Linked DNA regions of Homo sapiens: region 1 is linked to region 2. A link is a contact called in ENCODE Hi-C or POLR2A ChIA-PET data. All regions are on one chromosome and are shown on one strand. The core of a region is the stretch at or near the end of the contact, and the rest is flanking DNA. Distances in the headings are between cores, read along the strand shown.

Evidence for each region. A loop is a pair of places that touch in the nucleus more often than their neighbours do. ChIA-PET counts read pairs that join two places held with the same protein, here RNA polymerase II (POLR2A). Pooled maps may share reads with other maps.
Region 1: a loop to region 2 is called in a map of gastrocnemius medialis, with 4 times the contacts of the local background. The contact joins the enhancer-like site here to the promoter of OSTM1 in region 2. A Hi-C loop is called at or near these places in 1 of 168 maps with a recorded cell type or tissue (gastrocnemius medialis) and 12 of 50 pooled maps. POLR2A ChIA-PET finds 5 or more read pairs at or near these places in 1 of 52 experiments (WTC11).

Annotation. Positions count from the first base shown.
Region 1 is chr6:109,000,240-109,005,478 of GRCh38, reverse strand. SESN1 (sestrin 1) reads left to right here. Exons shown (of 10, transcript NM_014454.3): 2 at 3,136-3,201; 3 at 3,991-4,191; 4 at 4,806-4,988. It also overlaps a transcript of ARMC2 not described here. Among named protein-coding and RNA genes, the nearest start is that of ARMC2-AS1, 79 kb to the right of the region's middle. Within about 2 kb of position 3,251, at least 7 of the 41 ENCODE cell types and tissues checked have a DNase peak (open chromatin) inside an H3K27ac peak, as active enhancers do; they include gastrocnemius medialis, where a contact is called at or near this core.
Region 2 is chr6:108,071,719-108,076,449 of GRCh38, reverse strand. It overlaps OSTM1 (osteoclastogenesis associated transmembrane protein 1), which reads left to right and starts at 1,709. Exons shown (of 6, transcript NM_014028.4): 1 at 1,709-2,200. The coding sequence starts at 1,799. RefSeq lists a silencer at 1,499-1,938.

The DNA of each region.
Region 1 (5,239 bases), core at 2,002-4,501, 930 kb before region 2:
TTTCTAAACCTATGTGCTGTCAATCTGGCCACATTTTTAAAAAGGTAACTACCTTTCATGATGCTAATGTATTTGTAAGATAAAGGCCTAGAAATTGAATCAGTGAGGTTTTTTTTCCTGCCTACTGATAACATAATATATACATATTCTGCACTTTGCTTCTCCTCCCCTTCCCCATTATTGTAATATAACTTGAAGAGCTTTTAAAGTCAACTCATGTAGAAGTGCTTCATTTTTTCTAAAGACTGCATGCTACTCTATTATATGGTCATGCTGAACTTTATTGAAACAGCCTTCTATTGAACACTGAGATTGTTTTCAACCTCGTACTATTAGAAACAATGTTGCAGTGGTTATCCTTTTACGTATGGCATTTCACAAATGTGAGCACATCTGTAGGTTAACACTTAGGATGGAATTGTTGATTCAAAGGCTATGGGACTTTTTAATTTTGATCACTATTACAAATTGCCCTTCCTAGCGGTTGTAGTAATATATTCTCTATACTCTTTTTTCTCATACTTCAAAACACTCTCATCAGCAATATATAAACAATTAATGACAGTTTCTCTACCCTTTCTCCAATACAGCCTGTGATCAAACTTTTTGATCTTAAGCAATCTTTTTGGAGGAAGACAGTATCTCAGCATAGTTAACTTGCAGTTGTTTTGAGTGTCAAGCATTTTTCAACCATTTGTATTTTCTTTTCCTTGAACTGTGTTGTTTGCTCATTTTTAAAATACGATTGTTGGTCAGGTGCGGTGGCTCACACCTGTAATCCTAGCATTTGGGAGGCCGAGGTGGGCGCATCACGAGGTCAGGAGATTGAGACCATCCTGGCTAACATGGTGAAACCCTGTCTCTACTAAAAATACAAAAAATTAGCCAGGTGTGGCGGCACACGCCTGTGGTCCTAGCTACTCGGGAGACAGGAGAATCACTTGAACCCAGGAGGCAGAGGCTGCAGTGAGCCGAGATCATGCCACTGTACTCCAGCCTGGGTGACACAGCGAGACTCTGTCTCCAAAAAAAAAAAAAAAGATTGTTGGGGATTTTCGTATTGATTTATAGTAATCTTTCTTTAAAATTTAGCCCTTTGTTATTTGAGTGGCAAATATAATTCCTAGCTTTCTGTTTACTTTTGACTTTGTATATATTTATTTTTCCCATGTGAAAGTCTTTATTTTTATGTCATTAAATTTATCAATCTTATATTTTATGACTTTTGGCTTTTGTGGTATTCTTAGGCCTGCTGCACTCCATGAGTGTTTTCTTCTAGTACTATAATGTTTTTTGCTTTTTTTCTAAGTTTTCATTTTTTTCTTACATTTAACTCTGATTTATTGTGGGGTAAAGCATGTTATAGTGTTCCAGCTTCACTTTTTTTCTGAATGGCTATCCAGTTGTCCCAAGATCATTTGTTGAATAATTCATTTTCCCCCATTTGAAATGACACCTTTTCGTATACTAAAGTCCCAAGTCTCTTAGTTATAAAACAGTAATAAACCCTTGAAACAGGCATTTTCCTAAAATACATTTTGTTTAAGTAAGACAGTTTTCAAGATTAAAGAAATTAGAGGGGATAAATGTTAATTTTAGCCTTAGTTTTGTCCAATAGGTATTGTTTCAAATGTATGTAATTGGATGAGAAATTCAGCAGTTAGAAAAGCTAAGAGTCATCATTGTATATAAATGGCTGCTATTGGTGCCAAAATTATATATTGAATAACAGGGATGTCCTCTGGCATTCATTACAGGATGTTAAAATTGAGACACACACGTGGCCAGACCAGTGAATTAAGTGCCTCCTCTAATGAAGGGTATAATGTTAAAGCATTACTATCTTCAGTGTAAGGATGGACTAACCAGGGAGAAGTCACCAACCTCCAGTATAAGATTATTTTATTTAAATATTATTTTATGAATTCTGTTGGCAAATATAAACTACTTTGAATCTTGATGTCTCCTAATAAAGATTACCTTCACTTTTGTCCTTCCTGCTTAATTTTTAAAAGCCTGTTCTGCTTTAAAGACTTTCATTTGCTGGGACCAGATTTCTTGGATTGCTGACACATGTCCTTCTCTCTGTGCACCCACCCCCACCCCATCCCCACTTTTTTTCTTTAAAAGGAAAATATCTGGTTTATATCATGAAGAACTTTAAAAGCAGTAAGGAGAGAGTAGAATTATATGAGTATTTAATTATATATATAATATATATGAGTGAAGGGGTTAATCTTTAATTGTATAAATTCTAAAAAAAATTTTTAAATGACACTAGATAGGACATAGGCCTCAAAACAACAAAAAGTTGAAATATATTATTTTAGTTTTGTTTCTGTAAACACACTATATGGGGAGGGTGAGGGAGGGAAAGGAAACCCTAACAGATTTTCAGTTCTTGTTAACCATACTACACCATCACATAAGGTACAGGATTCTAGAGTCACTGTGTCAAATGTCAGAAAACTATTTCTCAATTATTTGAGCTTCTCTAAAATATAATATGGGCAAGATTGATGACATCCTGTAAATAAAAAAAAACTTAATTTAAGGCAAACTTACAAACAAAATGAGTTTCTCTAAAATTATTTAACTGCAGAGAAAACATGCCCTGTAGTGCTGTCTCTTGTGAATTTAGTTTTTATTTTTCATAAATTTACATTCTAACCGTGAGGTGTTGTTTTAGATGTAATAATAATTACACTTTTTCTAGTTTAAGACACCTAGGTGGAAGTACTGCTTTTTCATTTTCTGACGATGCACAGGGATTGATATTTGGGTTGGTTGAGTTTTAGATGTACAAACACACTGGTCTTATTTTGTATCACTGATGATCCACAGGGTTGGCTGCTATGTGCTGAACTTTCTGTTCTAGACTTTCTGCCAAGTACTTTATGCAAAACTCTGGTTTTAGTGAAACAGGTTTTATTGTTTTTAATCAGAGTTGTATTATAAGCTGTTGTTAGCTATGTAATGCTAACAGAAGAGTTGGTATGTATATACAGCCATGAAAACAAACCATCAAAACAAGCCTGTCTCTGTTCGACTGGTTGTTTTTCCCTCCCATTCCTTTAGCCTCAGTTCATTTTGTTTACTGCCAAAGGCCTGAGATGGTGTAATTTTCTTTTCTAGGAACTTGGCATTAGAATTCCTCGACCACTAGGACAGGGACCAAGCAGATTCATCCCAGAAAAGGAGGTACGTTGTTTGTGAAAGTACATAGTGAACTGTATGCTTTTAAGGAAGAGCTTTCATGACCCACATGTTGGCATCTGAAGAACTGTTGGTCAACAACATGTTTTAGTCAGAGTTGGTTGCAGTTAATCATTCTTTGGCAGTGAATCTGTGGGAATAAAAAGCTGTTGTACTTGTGTTGATTTCTAGTATTTCATGATGTGTTTTTAACACCCATATTTAATCAAGTAAAGCCAAGATTTGTTTTTGACCAGTGATACAACATCTGCTTATATTTAGATGTTGTTTAGGTGTGCCCATAACCTGAGTTACTTAGTCTTGACTGTCTCCACAGGCTGATATCAGTGCTAGATTGGATCTTTAATTCTATATATGTATAAAAGCATCTATGCTTTATTTTCATAAGAAGTGTATGCTATTAGTTAATTTTAGTTCTCCTTAAATTGAGTGAGAGTAGGCGGTTTTGTAAAGAAAGGCTTTAGTGTCTGTTTGCAAGCTCTGCAAATTTGATAATCTAAATCTGCTTCTTTATCTGGATTCTGGCCAACTCTGCAAGCAGCCTATCTAGATGGCCTTTAATGTTCAGCCTTTGTTGTTTATCCCCTACTATATAATATGTAACTGTTTATTCTTCTGTATCTTTCAACCAGTTGAGTTTAAATTTGTAACCCCTCTTTCTTAAGCCAGATTTAATCTGCTTCTAAATGATACTTAGAGTGTAGCGCATGTATATTTTCTTCCCTTAACACCAATTTACCATTTCAGTAACCATGGTTTTTCTCATTTATACAGATCCTCCAAGTGGGGAGTGAAGACGCACAGATGCATGCTTTATTTGCAGATTCTTTTGCTGCTTTGGGCCGTTTGGATAACATTACGTTAGTGATGGTTTTCCACCCACAATATTTAGAAAGTTTCTTAAAAACTCAGCACTATCTACTGCAAATGGATGGGCCGTTACCCCTACATTATCGTCACTACATTGGAATAATGGTTTGTAAACATTCAGTGAAAAATTGTTTTTGCCTATTTTTATTAATCTCTTTAAGAGACAGTTAATGCTTTAAACACAGGGATAAATACTTAGATTATGATATATAATATGATTCCTGTTGCACAGTCTCTGTTTTTCCTATTTTTAAATAAGTACGCTCTCAAGTATAACAGAAAAAGAAGCAAGTATTTATACATTGCTGAGAACCATTCTTCATTAAATAAGTAGAACACAAGTTCTGTTTCATTATTATAAATAGTTCACATTGACATAAGTGGTGCTTCCTGTTCAAGATGTAAATAATATTCCATTATTTTATGATTGGCACCTTAATTGAAGTTTCTTCTTAATCTGAAGTTCTGAAAGTATATAGATAAAATGTCTAAAGTTCAAATACTTTTATCAGATATTTTGTTTGTTCTTGGAATATTTCTAAGGTTCTTACAGTATTTGAATTTTTAAAATGTTTATATAAAAACTGCATTTCTGTAGTTTACGGAAAATTTGAAAACATACTAATAAACTTAATTAGCTCTTTTGCATGTTGTAAATAAAAAGGATATGTAGTTCAAGGTTTTAATATTTATAATTAGAATAATCTTTTTGTTTTAAGGCTGCGGCAAGACATCAGTGCTCCTACTTAGTGAACCTGCATGTAAATGATTTCCTTCATGTTGGTGGGGACCCCAAGTGGCTCAATGGTTTAGAGAATGCTCCTCAAAAACTACAGAATTTAGGAGAACTTAACAAAGTGTTAGCCCATAGACCTTGGCTTATTACCAAAGAACACATTGAGGTAAGCAGTGGGGTAATATATCTTGGGAGTCATTTCAGACTTTTTTAGAGCAGTTTTAGGATTACAGAAAAATCGCACAGAAAGTACAGAGAGTTCCTATTTTCTACCCCCTGAATCTCTTCCCACAGATGCACATTTTCTTCTGTTACAGCATTTCTGTGGTACATTTGCTGTAATTGATATATTACTAGTAACTCTATAGTTCACATTAGGGTTCAGTCTTTGCATTGTATCGTTCTACACATTTTGAC
Region 2 (4,731 bases), core at 460-2,959:
AAATACGTTTATTGTTACACAAATCAAATTTCCTACTATTCAGTTTCTTAGTAACAAAAATGAAACAAAATTTAGCTATCCCAAGCAAATTTAGGAACATAAAACAATAACCAAACAGACGGGGTAAAAAGTAACTATAAGAACCCCCAGGCTGGGCACAGCAGCCTGTGCCTGTAGTCCAATTGTTTGGCAGGCCGAGGCAGGAGGATCCCTTGAACCTAGGAGTTCGAGGCCATCCTGGGCAGTCTAGCGAGACTATGTCTCAAAACCAAACCAAACAAAATACACAACAACAACAAAAAAGTTTTTGAAGAACCCTCAGAAACATAAATTAGGACCCTAAGCTAAGTAGACTTTAGTGCAACAGCTCTGCAATTTACAAGGCAAAAATTACAACCCTGAAAAGCAGGATGACACAAAGCCCGGAAATAATTTTCTACCAACCTGGTTGGTCAGATACTTGTCAGAAAACTGTTTTCCAGGTTATGAGCTTAAATTCTTTTTACAGACTGGCAACGGTATCAGGACGCTTTTTAGAGTGTCCCCTGCTATTGCCTCGGGCATGTCAGAAACTGGATAGGAGTTTCAAGTTGAGCAGTTTGTCCAGGATTTCCTGGGCTTTAGCACTGAACGCGCTGCGTCCCTGGTACCCCTTCAGTTCCAAGCAAACCTGCTTGTTGGCCACTGTAGGACCAGACTTACGTCAAGTACAGTTGCCACTACACAGATGTGGCTACTTACATTTAAGTTAAATACTTTTTACTTTTGAGATGGAGTCTCACTTTGTCGTGCAGGCTGGGGTACAGTGGCGCGATCTCGGCTCACTGCAGCCTCGACCTCCTGGCTCAAGCCATCCTCCCCGCTCAACCTAGGACTACAGGCTTGCGCCACCACGCCCAGCGGCTAATTTTTGTATTTTTAGTAGATACGGGGTTTCGCCATGTTGGCGAGGCTGGTCTCCAACTCCTGGCTTCAAGCGATCTGCCTGCCTCGGCCTCCCAAAGTGCTGGGATTACAGGCGTGAGCCACCGCGCCGGCCCTAAATTAAATTAAAAATTCAGTTCCTCAGCCGGCTCAACACCACACATGTGGCCAGTGGCTGCCTTAATAACGCAGATGTAGAATATTTCCCTCATCTCACAGAGTTCTGACAACGCTGAGGCAGACAGTTGAGAGTTTTTTTAAAAACAAAAACAAAAAGCTTGGAAACCGCTAGTCTCCACCACCTATAATAACCAACGGGCATTATTACTCTCTCCAAATGGGATGAGGAAAAAACTACGCTAAGGAACACCATGCAGAAAATCTGCCGAGGCACAGGCCAGCGGGGTTTCTCTGCGAACGCAGCCGACGGCCATTTCCACAGCGGAGGCCGTCGTCGGTCCAGCGAGGTAAGAAACTTGTAGGACGCCCGGAACTCCCAGAGGGTTGGGCGTTCAAGGGTCAGGACCCCCGAGATGCAATTGTCCAAAGCGGTGGGTGCTCGTGGTCACCGGCTGGCGAGCCTCGGCTACGGATACCCCAATGCACCACTCCGCCCCGCCCCGCGCCTAACGCCGGCTGGAGAGCGCGCGGCCGCAGGGTAGGCGCCCTCCCGCACGCGCGAAGGCCTGCGGCCCGGAGGCAGCCGGCAGCCAATGGGGCGGGGCGCCGCGCGCAGGGGGCGGGGCCGTGACGCGCCCTCCTCGTGACCCGGCTCTCGGCCTGCGCTCGCGGAAACCGGAAGCGGCGGCTGTCCGCGGTGCCGGCTGGGGGCGGAGAGGCGGCGGTGGGCTCCCTGGGGTGTGTGAGCCCGGTGATGGAGCCGGGCCCGACAGCCGCGCAGCGGAGGTGTTCGTTGCCGCCGTGGCTGCCGCTGGGGCTGCTGCTGTGGTCGGGGCTGGCCCTGGGCGCGCTCCCCTTCGGCAGCAGTCCGCACAGGGTCTTCCACGACCTCCTGTCGGAGCAGCAGTTGCTGGAGGTGGAGGACTTGTCCCTGTCCCTCCTGCAGGGTGGAGGGCTGGGGCCTCTGTCGCTGCCCCCGGACCTGCCGGATCTGGATCCTGAGTGCCGGGAGCTCCTGCTGGACTTCGCCAACAGCAGCGCAGAGCTGACAGGGTGTCTGGTGCGCAGCGCCCGGCCCGTGCGCCTCTGTCAGACCTGCTACCCCCTCTTCCAACAGGTCGTCAGCAAGATGGACAACATCAGCCGAGCCGCGGGGGTGGGTACAGGACCACGTCCGGGACTGTGGCTCAGGAGAGTTGGGAAAGGAGGAGGGTGTAATGATGGTCAGCGCTGGGGGCCTCAGTTTCCCCAACAGTAAGAAAAAGGGGTTGGACTGAGTCTGTAGAGTTGGGTCATCAGAAAAAGGGGGTGGCATTATGGGGCTTGGGATTTGGGTTTTTGCTTCCAAGAATGCTGTTGGACATCTTTGGTTCATATAGGTGTGATTGGTTTTCTTGGGGGTCCTGATTCCCCAACCCTCTTGCTCTTCCTCCACCCACTCCACCACGGCTTCTTCTCATCTTCACCTGGAGTTGCCAGGAAGGATCCTTTTCTGAAACAAGTGGGGTGGAGACACTGGTAGTGGTTAGAAATTTGAGCTTTGTAGCCAGAAATGTTCATGTCCACCAACTTCTAACTATGTAACCTTGGATTAATTATCTTCTCAGAACCTTAGTTTCCTCCTCTATAAAGTGGAAAGAACATCTGCCTAATGCGGCTGTTGGAAGAATTAAAAGAGATATTGCCTGTGACTTCATCTTAGTGATGTGAACAGTCTGGAGCTAGCTAGCGGCCAGGACTCCAGTTCCACTCTGCTTATTAGCGGTATACTATGGGCAAGTTACTTACATTCTCTGTGCCTGTTTACTAATCTGTAAAATGGGGATAAAAGGAGGTTTTAGAAAACAACACATAGTAATACCTCTAAGTAAATGGGAGGTAAATTTTTAAGAAATTGTAAGACTGCTCTTCATTCTTCATACCTTAAGGGTTCTCTAGGTGTGTGGTAGCTGCTGTGAGGCACTTAATTTTAAAAAGAAAAACAGACAATTCCTGCTCCTAAGTACTTTATAAAGTTTAGACTAGGAAAAGATTAGAGTGTCAGGGTTGGTGGGAGTCACGAGGTGTGGGCCGGATATGCTTGGTAAAGGAAAAACATGAGGAATAACATTGGGATTGGAGAATGAGAAAGTTCCTCTTGTATTACGGGGACAGCAAGTAGTCTCATGAAAATGTGGTTGGAATTATTCCATAAATTTAAACTTGTCTAAACTTGTTTATAGTTGCACTAAATATAAATTTGTACCTAGTTGGATCCTGCTTTAAGTCAGCCTGTTATTTAAAATAAATCTGTCATGGCTGTGTGCGGTGGCTCATGCCTGTAATCCCAGCACTTTGGGAGGCTGAGGCAGGGGGATCACCTGAGGTCAGGAGTTGGAGACTAGCGTGGCCAACATGGTGAAACCCCCGTCTCTACTAAAAATACAAAAATTATCCGGGCGTGGTGGCACGTGCCTGTAGTCCCAGCTGCTCTGGAAGCTGAGGCAGAAGAATTGCGGTACACGTCTGTAGTTCCAGCTACTCGGGAAGCTGAGGCAGAAGAATCACTTGAGCCTGGAAGGCCAAGGTTGGGGTGAGCCAAGATTGCACTACTGCACTCCTTCCTGGGCAACAGAGTGAGACTCCATCTCACAATAAATAAATAAATAAAAATAAAATAAAAATCTGTCATTTTACATAACTGGGGAATTTATTTGCATTAAATAAATTCTGTGGTCAATCTCTCTGTAAAGAGCATGTTTTTTTTTTTTTCTTTTTTCTTTTTTTTCTGAGACAAGGTCTTGCTCTGTTGCCCAGGCTGGATGGAGTTCAGTGGTGTCATCTCGGCTCACTGCAATCTCCGCCTCCTGGGTTCAAGTGATTCTCCTGCCTCAGCTTCCTGAGTAGCTGGAACTACAGATGTGCACTGCCACACCTAACTAATTATTGTATTTTTAGTAGAGACAGGTTTCACCATGTTGACCAGGCTGTTCTCGAACTCCTGGCCTCAAGTAATCCACCCACCTCAGCCTCCCAAAGATTTGGGATTACAGGTGTGAGCCACCACACCTGGCCAAGGACATATTTTCGAGGTAAATAAATTCAGGCTTACATGCGGTATTTTCCAGGCACACTTCCATTGGGTATAGCAAGGAATATATATCTTACTATCACTTTAAAATAAAGTACCCAAGACATGTCCCTGTCAACTACAGCAGGATACGATATAGCATCATATTCAGTGTTGAGTGGTTAAGATGAGTTGTTTTAGGGTTCCATTTACTCTAAAGAACAAGGGCTATTGTGGGCAGAATGGCCAGGGATCATGATGCAAAGTTTGGGTCTTTGAAGGCAGCAAATGCTTTTCTCATGTGTGTAGGTACTGTGGAATTAAAGAGAGGCTAAAAATAGCACCTCAAACTCTAGGGTGCAGTATTATGGGCATCACCCAATCTGCATGTGAATTTCCATATGAATTCCCCACTACCCAAAGGAGGCTTCCCAGTGGGGGAGTTGTAGAAACCCCCTTCCTTTCCCTCAGATTCTACCAGCAACCTGGGTACCCAGCTCAACTCACCCTGATGTGAAAGGAAGTGGATAAACAGGTGAAAAGAGGCAGGGAAACTTTTTTTGTATTTTCTCTCCAACTCATCCTAGGCCTTGGTCTCGGCTCGCCTTATTTCCCCAGTAGAGCTGGATATGATTCAT